2 separate regions of the Homo sapiens genome follow, and region 1 is linked to region 2. Evidence: chromatin loops called from intact Hi-C (ENCODE). Cell type or tissue: CD14-positive monocyte. All regions are shown on one strand. Links, peaks and the distances in the headings refer to the core of each region. The heading gives the core; the rest is flanking DNA.

Evidence for each region. Hi-C counts contacts between places; a loop is a spot of excess contacts. Peaks named below come from ENCODE experiments on the same cell type or tissue, not always from the same donor. Only the 100,000 strongest peaks of a DNase experiment are listed, where the experiment ranks them.
Region 1: it touches region 2 in a loop (5-fold over the local background); 2 of 110 quality-filtered maps call a loop at or near these places.

What each region holds. Positions count from the first base shown.
Region 1 is chr13:99,225,366-99,231,282 of GRCh38, forward strand. All of the region lies in intron 1 of UBAC2 (UBA domain containing 2), which reads left to right. Among named protein-coding and RNA genes, the nearest start is that of UBAC2, 27 kb to the left of the region's middle. RefSeq lists an enhancer at 2,624-2,693. In CD14-positive monocyte, for the core only: no CTCF peak of the experiment used is centred there; DNase peaks (open chromatin) are centred at 2,756 and 3,566; H3K4me3 peaks cover 1,791 bases; H3K27ac peaks cover 2,500 bases.
Region 2 is chr13:98,566,317-98,572,233 of GRCh38, forward strand. All of the region lies in intron 1 of STK24 (serine/threonine kinase 24), which reads right to left. Among named protein-coding and RNA genes, the nearest start is that of STK24, 7.8 kb to the right of the region's middle. RefSeq lists enhancers at 1,565-2,066, 4,091-5,290, 4,918-4,967 and a silencer at 5,819-5,917. In CD14-positive monocyte, for the core only: no CTCF peak of the experiment used is centred there; a DNase peak (open chromatin) is centred at 3,415; H3K4me3 peaks cover 1,811 bases; H3K27ac peaks cover 2,220 bases.

The sequences.
Region 1 (5,917 bases), core at 1,377-3,876, 660 kb after region 2:
TTTACTACTCTAGGTACTGCAAATAAGTGGAATCATATAATATTTATCTTTTTGTGACCGGCTTATTTCACATAGCATAATGTCCTCAAGGTTCATGCATGTTGTTCCATGTGCCAGTTTCCTTCCTTTTTAAGGCTGAATTAAATTCCATTATATGTGTATGCCACATTTTGTTTACCCGTTTATGCATTCATCTGCCAGTGGACACTTGGGTTCCTCCCGCCAGTATGTGAGCACCTCCTTCACATCACTCCCCTTTTGTTTAACAAACACTCTTGACTGCCTTTATGTGTCAGGTCCTATTGGAGGCATGAGGGATGCTGCAACAAGGAATGTACCAGACAAAGCTGATGCCCTAAGTAAGCTTGTGTTCTAGTGGAGACTGAAGATGGGCGGATGGACAATAGACCAATAAACATATTTCCTTGATTCTAAAATGCATTAGGTCCCACGTTTTAATGATTCTAAAATTGGAACGTGCCTTGTAATTGATGACGTCTTAGAATTATATTTGGCAGCGTTTATTTTTTAGTGGCACTAAAAATAATGGTGTATCAGTTTGAATCATAGAGTTGATGGATCACTATTAAATCCACTGTTAAGTGCTATGAAAAAAGCAGGACAAAGGATAAGGTAACATTTGAGCACAGCACATGTTTAGTTGATATGTTTTCATAGCAGGACTTCATCCCTGAAGGAGGCAGTATGTTGATTCACATTTGGCACAAACTCTGACCCCACTGTGAGCTGGTAGCACTTTGCAGACTGGTTATTTTGAGTGGCACTGGTAGAGAGGAGAGAGAGACCTGGCAGGTGAAGGCTTGGGGGAGCATATTGCAAGATGGGCCCAGATCTTGTAGGTAGGAAAGACAACATGTCAGTAAACTTAGTCAGGGCCATCTCAGTAACTGCCAACAGTTCTTCCAGTTGTCCAGAACAAAACTTAATTTTATTCTTGACTTCTCCATCTGCCCATGCACCCGGTTAGTCAGCATATCCTGCCTGCAGTACCTTCACAACATATCCCAGTTTCAACCTCCCTCTTCATCTACACCTCCACCCTGCTGGTTTGAACATCCTCCTTTCTTCCCTGGATTCCCTAACAGCCTTCTAACTGGTTTACTATCTTCCACCATTGCCTTACTGTAATTTCTTCTCAATTTAGCAACCAAAGTGATCATTCAAAAACATGTCCAATCATGTTATTCCTCTACTTAGACCTCCCCAAAGCACCCTGTCACATCCAGAGGAAAGGTTAAAGTCCTCATAATGGCCTGTAGGGCTCTGGACCATTCCCCTCATCACCACTTGTTTGACGTTAGCTCCCTCCCTGTCTGCCTTGTGCTCATTCTGCTTTTGCCAGTTGGCAGCCTTATCATCTCTTAATCATGTTGAGCATGTTTTCATCTCAAAGCATGTGTACTTGCTTTTTTTTCCTCCAGAATCACCCTTCCCTCAGATATCTGCAAGGCCTACATCTTCAGGTCTCTGCTCAAATCCACATTACAAGAAGGTTTTCCCTAACCAGGTTGGATAAGACCGGCACCCCTTGGCTGGGCGCGGTGGCTCATGCCTGTAATCCCAGCACTTTGGGAGGCCAAGGAGGGTGGATCACCTGAGGCCAGGAGTTCAAGACCAGCCTGACCAACATGGAGAAACTCAGTCTCTAATAAAAATACAAAATTAGCCAGTTGTGGTGGTGCATGCCTGTAATCCCAGCTACTCGGGAGGCTGAGACAGGAGAATCGCTTGAACCCAGGAGGCAGAGGTTGCAATGAGCCGAGATTGTGCCATTGCACTCCAGCCCGGACAACAAGAGCGAAACTCCATCTCAAAAAAAAAAAAACAACAAAAAAAGACGGCACCCCTCCTTCCCCGGTTATGCTGCAGTAGCAAACAACTCTGAAATATCAGGAACCCGAGACAAGGCTTGCATCTCACTGGTGTTCCATCTCCACTGCAAGTTACCTAGGAGGGGTCCACTCCACACTGTCGTCAGCCCCGGGAGCTGGCTGATAGAGTAACCACCATCTTGCACGTTGGCAGGTGAAAAGAACAAGAATGATTCCCTGGCTCTTAAAGGGTCCTCCTGGAAGTGACATAGCTTTCATTTACTTGGCCAGAGCAAGTCACACTGCCATGCCTCACTTCATTTGGGAGTGGGGGTGGGGAGCAGTCCTACCATGTGTTTGGGAAGAGACGGGAAATATGTGGTGAATAACAAAGCCACAGGTTTTATTTTCCCTAGTTCATTTCTCATAGGATTTATTTCCATCTGACATAATGTATATCTACCTTGTTTTGTTTGTTGTTGTTTTTCTGTCCTGTCTACACTCCAAACCACAAGGCTAGGGACTTTGTCCACAGTTTATTGCTGTGCCTCAGGACCTAGAATAATGCATGGTACAGCGTGGATGCCTACTCATATTTAGAGAATGATTGAGAATACCAAAGCAAACCGTTCATTTATTCATTTGGTGCATGTGTTGGGAGTTTGGTATTCAAGTTGGGAGTGTGAATTAGGGAGGTTTGAGGAGAGAGGAAGAGATAGTGTGAGGTAAGAAGTTGTAGAGCAGATATACTAGAGAAAATCAGTGGAAATGCTGGTCAGTGGAGAGTGTCACCTTGAGACTTGAGACCAAGAATTTATGGTGAAATCTTGTAGCTCAGATGGGTGACTTTTTTGAGTCATGTTGAGTTGCTCAGAAGCTGGCAAGGAAGAGGAAGGACTGACGGGGCCCATTGCACAAGGACAGGTGGAAACCCAAGTTGAAGGAAACATGGATCAAGCTGCCCGTTGCACTTACATCACCCCTGCTCCATCTGCAGTCCTGTCAGAGTCACAAAGGAGCTTGCCTTTAATGGGGGAAGCCCGGGGTGTTGTGATGGTGCTGGTGGTAGGAGCAATATTCTCTATATTCATTCATTTTTTTTTTTTTTGATACGGAATCTCGCTTTGTTGCCCAGGCTGGAGTGCAATGGCACAATCTCGGCTCACTGCAACCTCCACCTCCTGGGTTCAAGCGATTCTCCTGCCTCAGCCTCCTGAATAGCTGGGATTACAGGCTCCCCCGCACCCCACCACGCCCGGCTAATTTTTGTATTTTTAGTAGTGACGGGGCTTCACGATGTTGGCCAGGCTAGTCTCAAACTCCTGACCTCAAGCGATCTGCCCGACTTGGCCTCTCAAAGTGCTGGGATTATAGGCATGAGCCACTGTGCCCAGCCCCTATATTTATTCTTTTATTTCATTTTCTTCTCGTAACACTTTTGAGGTAGGTTCTCATCTCCATTTTACAGGTGAGGAAAATTGAGGCTGAAATGGCTCGAGAAAGGATTTAGGTTGGTTAGGCTTATAGTCATGGTGCTCTCCTCTACTTTTGAATTACGAGGCAATGAGGAACTCGGTTAGATTTTAGATTCCGTGGAGCCTTGTTTGCATTTTGGTCATGAAGAAAGTATGCAACCACTTTACTAATGGTTCTAGTTTAGATGCTCACAAGACCTTACCAGAGAGGAAATAGTTGGGCTATTTTTATATGCTTAGACAAGTACAATAACCACAGTGTCAACTGTAACTGGTAAATTCGCCCCCAGGGAATTTCTTATGAATAAGATGAAGGTGCATCTCACAGAATCTGAGAATGTCCCCATCAGTGAGGCTTTTCTGTGATCTTGGCTGTTAATGATCTGGACGTTTCATCTGTGCAAGGGACGGTGCTAGGCTTTATGGTGGATGTAGCGAAGGGTAAGGCATGTGGCCTCCCTTCAGGAATCTTTATTGTGGTTGGGATAGCAAAACTGTACAAACCCTGGCTGCTCATAGTAGTGTGTGGGAACGAGGGTGCAGAGTGGGGGAAAAGCCCTTCAGGCTAAAATGGTTCACTCAGGCTGATGGAGGAAAGTAGAAACAACTGTAATTTGAAGGCTGCATAAGATTTAGATAAGGGAGTATCTGTGCTAATAAGGAAGGCATTGATGATATTTGGGGATTTAAGTCTGGAAAAATTTTCCAAAGGCATTGAAACAGAAAGCAACATGTTCAGGAGGTAGTGAGCTGTGCGGTTTGATTGCAGCAAAGGCTCCTGAGAACAAAGCAATGGATGTTGTGCTGGAGAGGCAGGAGGCCCAGAATGTAGGGAGGTCTGGACAACCAGGGACAGTGACTTGTCATTTGAGCTTGAAGGTCATACCAAAGTGACCACATTGCAGCCTCGTTTTAGGAAAGAGTATATACAAACACACACAGATAGTCCTTGCTTTGCAAGGTGATGCAGGACCGTAAAAATGACCGTGCAAGTTGAAACCGGGCAAAGCTATTTTAATAATCAATGGGGAAAATTTGGATTGTTCTGTGACTTTTAAAAATCTTCGTTGAAAGAATGCTTTGTTAAAACTTTAGACTTTCTCTTATAAATGTATAGTTATAAATGCATAGGGAAATGAAAAAATAGTAAAACAGTATACTGTAATTTATTAAAAACTTCAGCGACATTGAGAATTAAAGGGTTTTATTTCTTTGTAAGAAACTTACCAGGAGCAGTTTGAACAGTGTTTGCCTTCTTCCTGTTGTGTAACTTATGGGGAGTATCTATCTTAAACCTTGTGAATTGTCATACACCTTTCTGAGTTTGGCTGAGTTTCCATTATTTTATTCTCTCTGCTTTCAATGTGACAAAATATCCCTGAGAGTTTCCTTAATATGTAGATTTTTGCCAGCATCACTTCCTCAGGGACATGATAATCACTATTTTAGTGTACTGTTGCTTCTCTAACAAATTATCACAAACGTGGTGGTTTAAAACAAAAGAAATATGGCCAGGCACAGTGGCTCATGCCTGTAATCATAGCACTTTGGGAGGCTGAGGTGGGCAGATTGCCTGATCTCAGGAGTTCGAGACCAGCCTGGGCAACATGGCAAAACCCTGTCTTTACTAAAAATACAAAAACATGAGCTGGGCATGGTGGCAAGCGCCTGTAGTCCCAGCTGCTTGGGAGGCTGAGGGACGAGAATTGCTTGAACCTGGGAGGCGTCAGAGGTTGCAGTGAGCTGAGATCACGCCACTGCACTCCAGCCTGGGCAACAGAGCAAGACTCTGTCTCCTCAATAAATAAATAAATAAAACAAAATAAATTTATTATCCTACAGTTTGGAGGCCAGAAGTCCAAAATGGATCTCACTGGGATAAAATCAAGGTGTCAGCAGGGCTGCATTTCTTTTGGAAGCTCTGAGAAGGAATCTGTTTCTTCGCCTTTTGTAGCTTTCTGAGGCAGCTCACATTTCTTGACTCATGACCCAATTTTATCTTCGAAGCCAAGGGTGACTGGTGGACTCTTTCTTACACATTGTCACTCTGAAACTTACTCTCCTGCCTCCCTCTTGCACTTAAAAGGACTCTTGTGGGCCGGTTGCAGCGGCTCACGCTTGTAATCCTAGCGCTTTGGGAGGCCGAGGCGGGTGGATCATGAGGTCAGGAGTCTGAGACCAGCCTGGCCAATATGGTGAAATCCCATTTCTAGTAAAAATACAAAAATTAGCTGGATGTGGTGGCACGTGCCTGTAGTCCCAGCTACTCAGGGGGCTGAGGCAGGAGAATCGCTAAACCCGGTAGGCGGAGGTTGCAGTGAGCTGAGATTGTGCCACTGTACTCCAGCCTGGGCGACAGAGGGAGACTCCGTCTCAAAAAAAAAAGGACTCTTGTGATTGCATAGAATCCAGCTGGATATCTTAGGTAGTCTCATCTCAAGGACATCTGATTAGCAACCTCAATTCTGTCTGCAACCTTAACTCCCCCTTGCTGTGTAACCCAACATAGTCACAGGTTCTGGGGATTAGGACGTGGACCTCCTTGGGGAGCCAGTATTCTATCACAGTCACCTTCCTGTTGATAAGTTCACCTTCACTGAGTTTCTCTAG
Region 2 (5,917 bases), core at 2,200-4,699:
GCTGGAGGGACAATGTGACGGTCAGGAGGGCAGAGCTGTGTTGGGGATGTGGTGCAGGGAATCTGACACGCCAGGGAGCAGGCAGTCGGGAGGAAGGAAAAGAACACACATGCTGGCCTCCCAGTCAGGGCTTCCGCCCCAGTGATGCTGTTTTCTAGCCGAGGCCTTGGGCAGGTTTCATAAGCCTCGGTTTTCTCATCTGTAAAATTAGTCTGACAGCCATTCCCTCAGCAGAGACCCTGAGGGTTCACCAAGAGGCCTGGCCCTCACTGAAGAAAACTCAATCAAAGCAGTCCCCTTCCGACAAGGCTTCCCATGAAGGGCAACAAATTCCAAAGATGTTTATTTTCTAGACTGACATAAATCCAGCCATGCCACAGGCTCAGTCCTTCCACCTACCCACAGCAAGCAACAGGGAAGCAGGTGGGAGAAGAAAGCTCTGCTGCAGAACTGCTGAAGAAGTGAGGCTTTGTGCTACCAGCTTTTTCTGTGTGAATTACCTCTCAAGAAATATTTGGTACCAGGAAACTGCATCCATCACACATACCACAGGAACGCTCCTCAAGCAATACCTTTCTTCATCTGGAGTTCAAGTGGCAGTTTAATAACTTTGAAGTCACCACATTGAACACGCTTCCAAAGTTCGACGAAACTATACCTAAAATAACTGCGGGCTAAGGCTCAGTCCCAAGTTCCAGACTGTTTTTCATTTCTACTCAATGGTTCGTTGCTGTAAAATTCTACCCAAGAAAGTACTCTGTCCTTAAGCAAGAAATCACTTGAAGGCCATACCCCAAAGAAGAGCTTTCGCTGTTTAGATACGCACCCTTCAAGTCCTCCATCCATTAACATGCTATGGATTTATGGCCAGCGCTGTGCAGTGCCCCCAGCGCGCAGACACCACTGACTCTGCAACATGCAATCTGCTAACACATGGCCACTGGGACAGCCACATAACACCCAGGCCCTCTGACGGGCTATTCGGCATCTGTGGCACACGTGTGCCCCAGTCCTGCACCGACCACCACGGAACATACGACCAGACTGATGCCACCTCCGCCCTGCCAAGAAGCACATACTCAATTCTGGACCAGGGGGTTGGAACCCCAAAGCATCATAAACTTAAGCAAGCGTTTCTCCAGAGAGATCCTATGAGGCTCCCGGACATCGTTCTGTGTCCACAGGATCTTGGGACCAAAAAAATGAGAGAAGCAAGAAGAGCAGGTTCTCAGTTCAAGTTGGGGAGGTGGAGGCCACCGACCAGTAGAGAGATGGAAAAATAAGCAGACATGTATACTGCTGTTTATTTACAGGGAGAAAATAAGAGGCACAATCTCATGATGAAGAGAACGGAGGCTCCGAGTTCTTGCCCGCCGCCCTGGCCCAGCAGTCAGTCCTAGCTCTTGGAATTTCCTCACCTGCCTGGCCCTGTCTTTATTCACCTATAAACTGAAGAATAGCAACTTGGAGGTAGAGGGGTCACACAGACAGCAGCATCTAATTGGGTCAATCCTGAAATCCCACTAAAATCATAAATCTAAAAACCACCACATACCTGAAACAGAGAGAAGACAACTGCAATGAAATCTCAGAAGCTGGAAAGTAGGTAGTGGTTTAAAAAAAAAAAGGGGGGGGGTGGGGAGTAGAGGAAGACAACGCTAAACCGGAGGTGCAGAAAACAGAGAACTTTTTTTTTTTTTGGAGGCACAGTCTCGCTCTGTCGCCCAGGCTGGAGTGCAATGGCGCGATCTCGGCTCCCTGCAACTTCCGTCTCCTGGGTTCAAGCAATTCTGCCTCAGCCTGCCAAGTAGCTGGGATTACAGGCGTGTATCATCACGCCTGGCTAATTTTTGTGTTTTTGGTAGAGAAGGGGTTTCACCATGTTGGTCAGGCTGGTCTCGAAATCCTGACCTCAAATGATCCACCCGCTTCGGCCTCCCAAAGTGCTGAGATTACAGGCATGAGCCATCGCGCCGGGCCAGCAGAGAACTAACTTAACTCACAGTGCTGGACCCCCGGCTCTCAGGAACTGACGGCACCAGTCCCTCTGCCGGGGGAATGAGTGAACCAGGCAGAGCCTCAAAGTCAGCCACAGAAGTGGGTAGACAGCCAGACAGCTTGCCCCACATCTCACAGCCAGGCTCCCAAAGTCAAGGAAATGATGAAAATATATTATCTGCAAAGGAAGGAAAAATTGAGGATATATGGACCAGGCTGCAGCAGACACAGCCGGAAGCAGAGGCAGCATACTTAAAAATGGGGAATGAAGGCCGGGGATGGTGGCTCACACCTGTAATCCCACCACTTTGGGAGGCCGAGGCATGTGGATCACCTGAGGTCAGGAGTTCGAGACCTGCCTGCTCCACATGGTGAAACCTCATCTCTACTAAAAAATACAAAAATTAGCCAGGCATGGTGGTGGGCGCCTGTAATCCCAGCTACTCGGGAGGCTGAGGCAGGAGAATCACTGGAACCTGGGGGGGCAGATGTTGCAGTGAATGAAGATCACGCCATTGCACTCCAGCCTGGGTGACAGAGCGAGACTCCATCTCGAAAAACAAAAAAGATAAAAGAATATTTGAGGGCCGATGCAGAAGGTTCACCATCCAAGTAATAAAGTTTCAGAAAGAAAGAACACAGAAAATGGAAGGGGGGAGGGGAATCAAAGAAAAAAGTCAATGAAAAGATCTGAGTCGCTTCACAGAAAAGGCCTAACCAAGTATCTGTCACGAGAAACGAAAACAGCCCCACTCCAAGCCACATCATTGTGAAACTTCAGAACTCAAGGAAAAAGTTCAGATCCCATTAGGTCCAGGAAGAACAGCACAGCCTGCACACACAGAAGCCGGTGCTGGCAGGGCCTCCATCTTCAACAGCAACACTGGAAGCTAAAACACAGTGGAGAAACACCTTTAAAATTCTGGAGGAAATGAATGTCCACCCTGCAATTTTACACCATGCTAAAATATCAACTGAGGGAGAAGAAAAAAAATTTTTGAAAAGCCTGTCTCCCACGCTGCCTATTCACAGAAAATGGCGCACTATATGCCCAACCAACATCATGGCATAAACCAAGAAAGAAAATGACAGCAGAGACAAAAAAAAAAAAACAAAAAAAAACAAAACAGATATTCAACACAAGAGAGCAGCAGAAGGAACCCAGAGGATGAGAGCAAAGGAAGACCAGAGGATGGGGGTGGCACAAGAAGCATAGAAGATACGCAGGTGACGAAAGGCACAGGTGCCACCCGAACTTCCTAAGACAAGGTTGCAACAACTACAGAGTGCTGGGATGAATGAGAAGCATTACCAAAAGAAAAGAAATCTGATCAGTAACTATGGTTGAGTAATAATGGCTGGGCTGCAGATCCGTCTGCAGTCCATTAATGTACACACCGCATTCTGACCTCACTGACATTACAACATCTCTCTGCTGGGGGAGAGCGGGGAGCCCATGTGAGGAAAAGAGGCAAGCGGAAGAGAAGTAAATCCTCATCCGCAGGGTCCAAAGTCTATAGACAATGCCTGAAACCAGGAAAAAAAAAAAAACACAGGCAGAAATTTTTTTTTTTTTTTTTGAGATGGAGTTTCACTCTGTCACCTAGGCTGGAGTGCAGTGGCACCATCTCAGCTCACTGCAACCTCCGCCTCCCAGGTTCAAAGAATTCTCCTGCCTCAGCCTCCCAAGTAGCTGGGAATACATGCGCCCACCACCACGCCCAGCTGTTTTTTTTGTATTTTTAGTAGAGACAGAGTTTCACCATGTTGGCCAGGCTGGTCTTGAACTCCTGACTTCAAGTGATCCACCTGCCTCAGCCTCCCAACGTGCTGGGATTACAGGCGTGAGCCACCGCCCCCGGTCAATTTTTTAATGTTCCTCATAAACTAAGGAGTAACAAAAACAAAAATCAACCAGGAGAGATCAAAGGGGCTGCCCTCGGGGAATAAGAAATGGCGGGAGGTGGAAGCAGCTGCTATCTTTCCCAACCAACCTTACAAAACTACCCATTAGACATTTCTAAATAGAAACTAAACAAAATCCTAAGTAATTACAAATAAAACAAAGGATGTGGACCTGTAACAGTTCTTTCAAACCTTACGGCCTAAAATTCTCTTAAAAAACAGGAAGAGACTTAAAATAATAGGAAGATAAACCCCAGCTACGTACTTGGTAAGCATTAATTTAAAACTTGAAATGTTCCCACAATGTATTCAGATACCAACAGAGCGCAGAACAGAAAAGGTTTCTTTTGCTGACGAAGAACCCTCAAGAAACACAATGGAAGGTCTCTAGAGTCAACAATGTTGTTCCCTGGGTGCGCATAAAGTGACTGGTAACCACCAATTTGGGATGTTTCACAGTTTGTACCAAGCAAAGGCATATCTCAGTTTATTTCCCCTAATTTAAACCTTGCAAACCAGGGAGCCATTTAGGATTAAGAAACTCCATAGTCACCCTCAGGAGGCAGGTTATTTTTCCCAAAGCATTTGGCACTTATATTTTTTATAATTTCCACTGCAAAAACATGAATTATGGGAAATGACTGCTACAAACTACTCCGACGACAGTGGCTGATTCTACGCGATGAGACATGGATAATAGAGTGCAACTTCTATTTCCTGCACTCACACCACCCACAAGATTCCATTAATGATAATCAGCTGAGCTAAGGCATTAAAAGGCACAGAAAGGTGGCTTGGGTGTGGTCCACTTCCTGCAGGTAAGGAGCTTCCACAAGGGCAGCTCTGAATCATCGGGAGTAATCGCCCAAATAAAGAGCTAAGGGGCCCGTTTCTCAGGAGACCATCGGACGCCTGGACTGCGGCTTTAGAGTGTGTGTAACCGCACAAGCACAGCAGAAAGTAGCAGTGACCATCGACAGGCTCCTCCCTTCAGTAACTGCTCACCCTGCATCTTGCACCAGGGTCCTGGAAAAATACTGAACTGAAAATGAAACTCAACCTGCACCACATTAGGCAGCTCAGCTCTACGCATCAGACCGTAGCTCCAAGAAGAGCATCAAAGTCAGAAAGAGGGTGGGAAAGCAATGATGCCAGCCGCCACCTGCCCATAACTGCTCAGCACAGTTAGCAAGCTAGAAAATCTCATCTGACCAATTCCTACTTGAAGGTCACTTGCTTTTATGTGACATGCTATCAAGAATACTCCCAGATCTGAGACTGGACTCCTCCAAAAGTTTGGGTTTTTCTAATTTAAAAAAACCTTGTGACCATCCTCCCCCTCAAAAAAGAACACTTTCAAGCAAAACAAATTCTTACCATTGTTACATTTTGGAACACGGAGTATTCAAAATAGGTTTTTTGTTTTTTTGACACTTACATAGGCAACTAACTAACAAAACAGTAACTAACAGTAACTGAGTACTTATTACTCTTTAGCACTGATCAGCAAAAAGGATCATAAAGCAAGAGGAGTAATGAGATACTATAAAATGTTCACTGAGAGTTCAAGCCACGAAGCTGAGTGAATGCTAAAAAAATCCACTTAGGCTGTCCTACTGACACCTGGGCTCCCCACTCGCATCCCTGGGCTTCCTCTTCCCTGAAGTGCTGCAATGCCTTCTAAAGGGGCACCCAGCACTCCCCACACCTGAGAAAGCAGGAGCCCCAAAGAACAGGAGATCATCTGCTCAAAAATGTGCCATACTTCCGGCTGTCTACAGATGCAAGGCCTCCCCCAGGCCCACAGGCACCCCACTGCCTCTTCAGCTCCAGGACCGATCTAGATCTAGCCCACCAGAAGCTGTGTCACCGCTTTCCAACCATGTGCCTTTGCTCACTGTGTCCTCAGTCACTGCAACCTTCTTAGAGCACATGCCCCAAAGCAGGCAGCCGACCTCTTGAGGACAGGATGGACTGAGGCTCTGAACTCTGCCTCCAACGACTCCGGGCACTA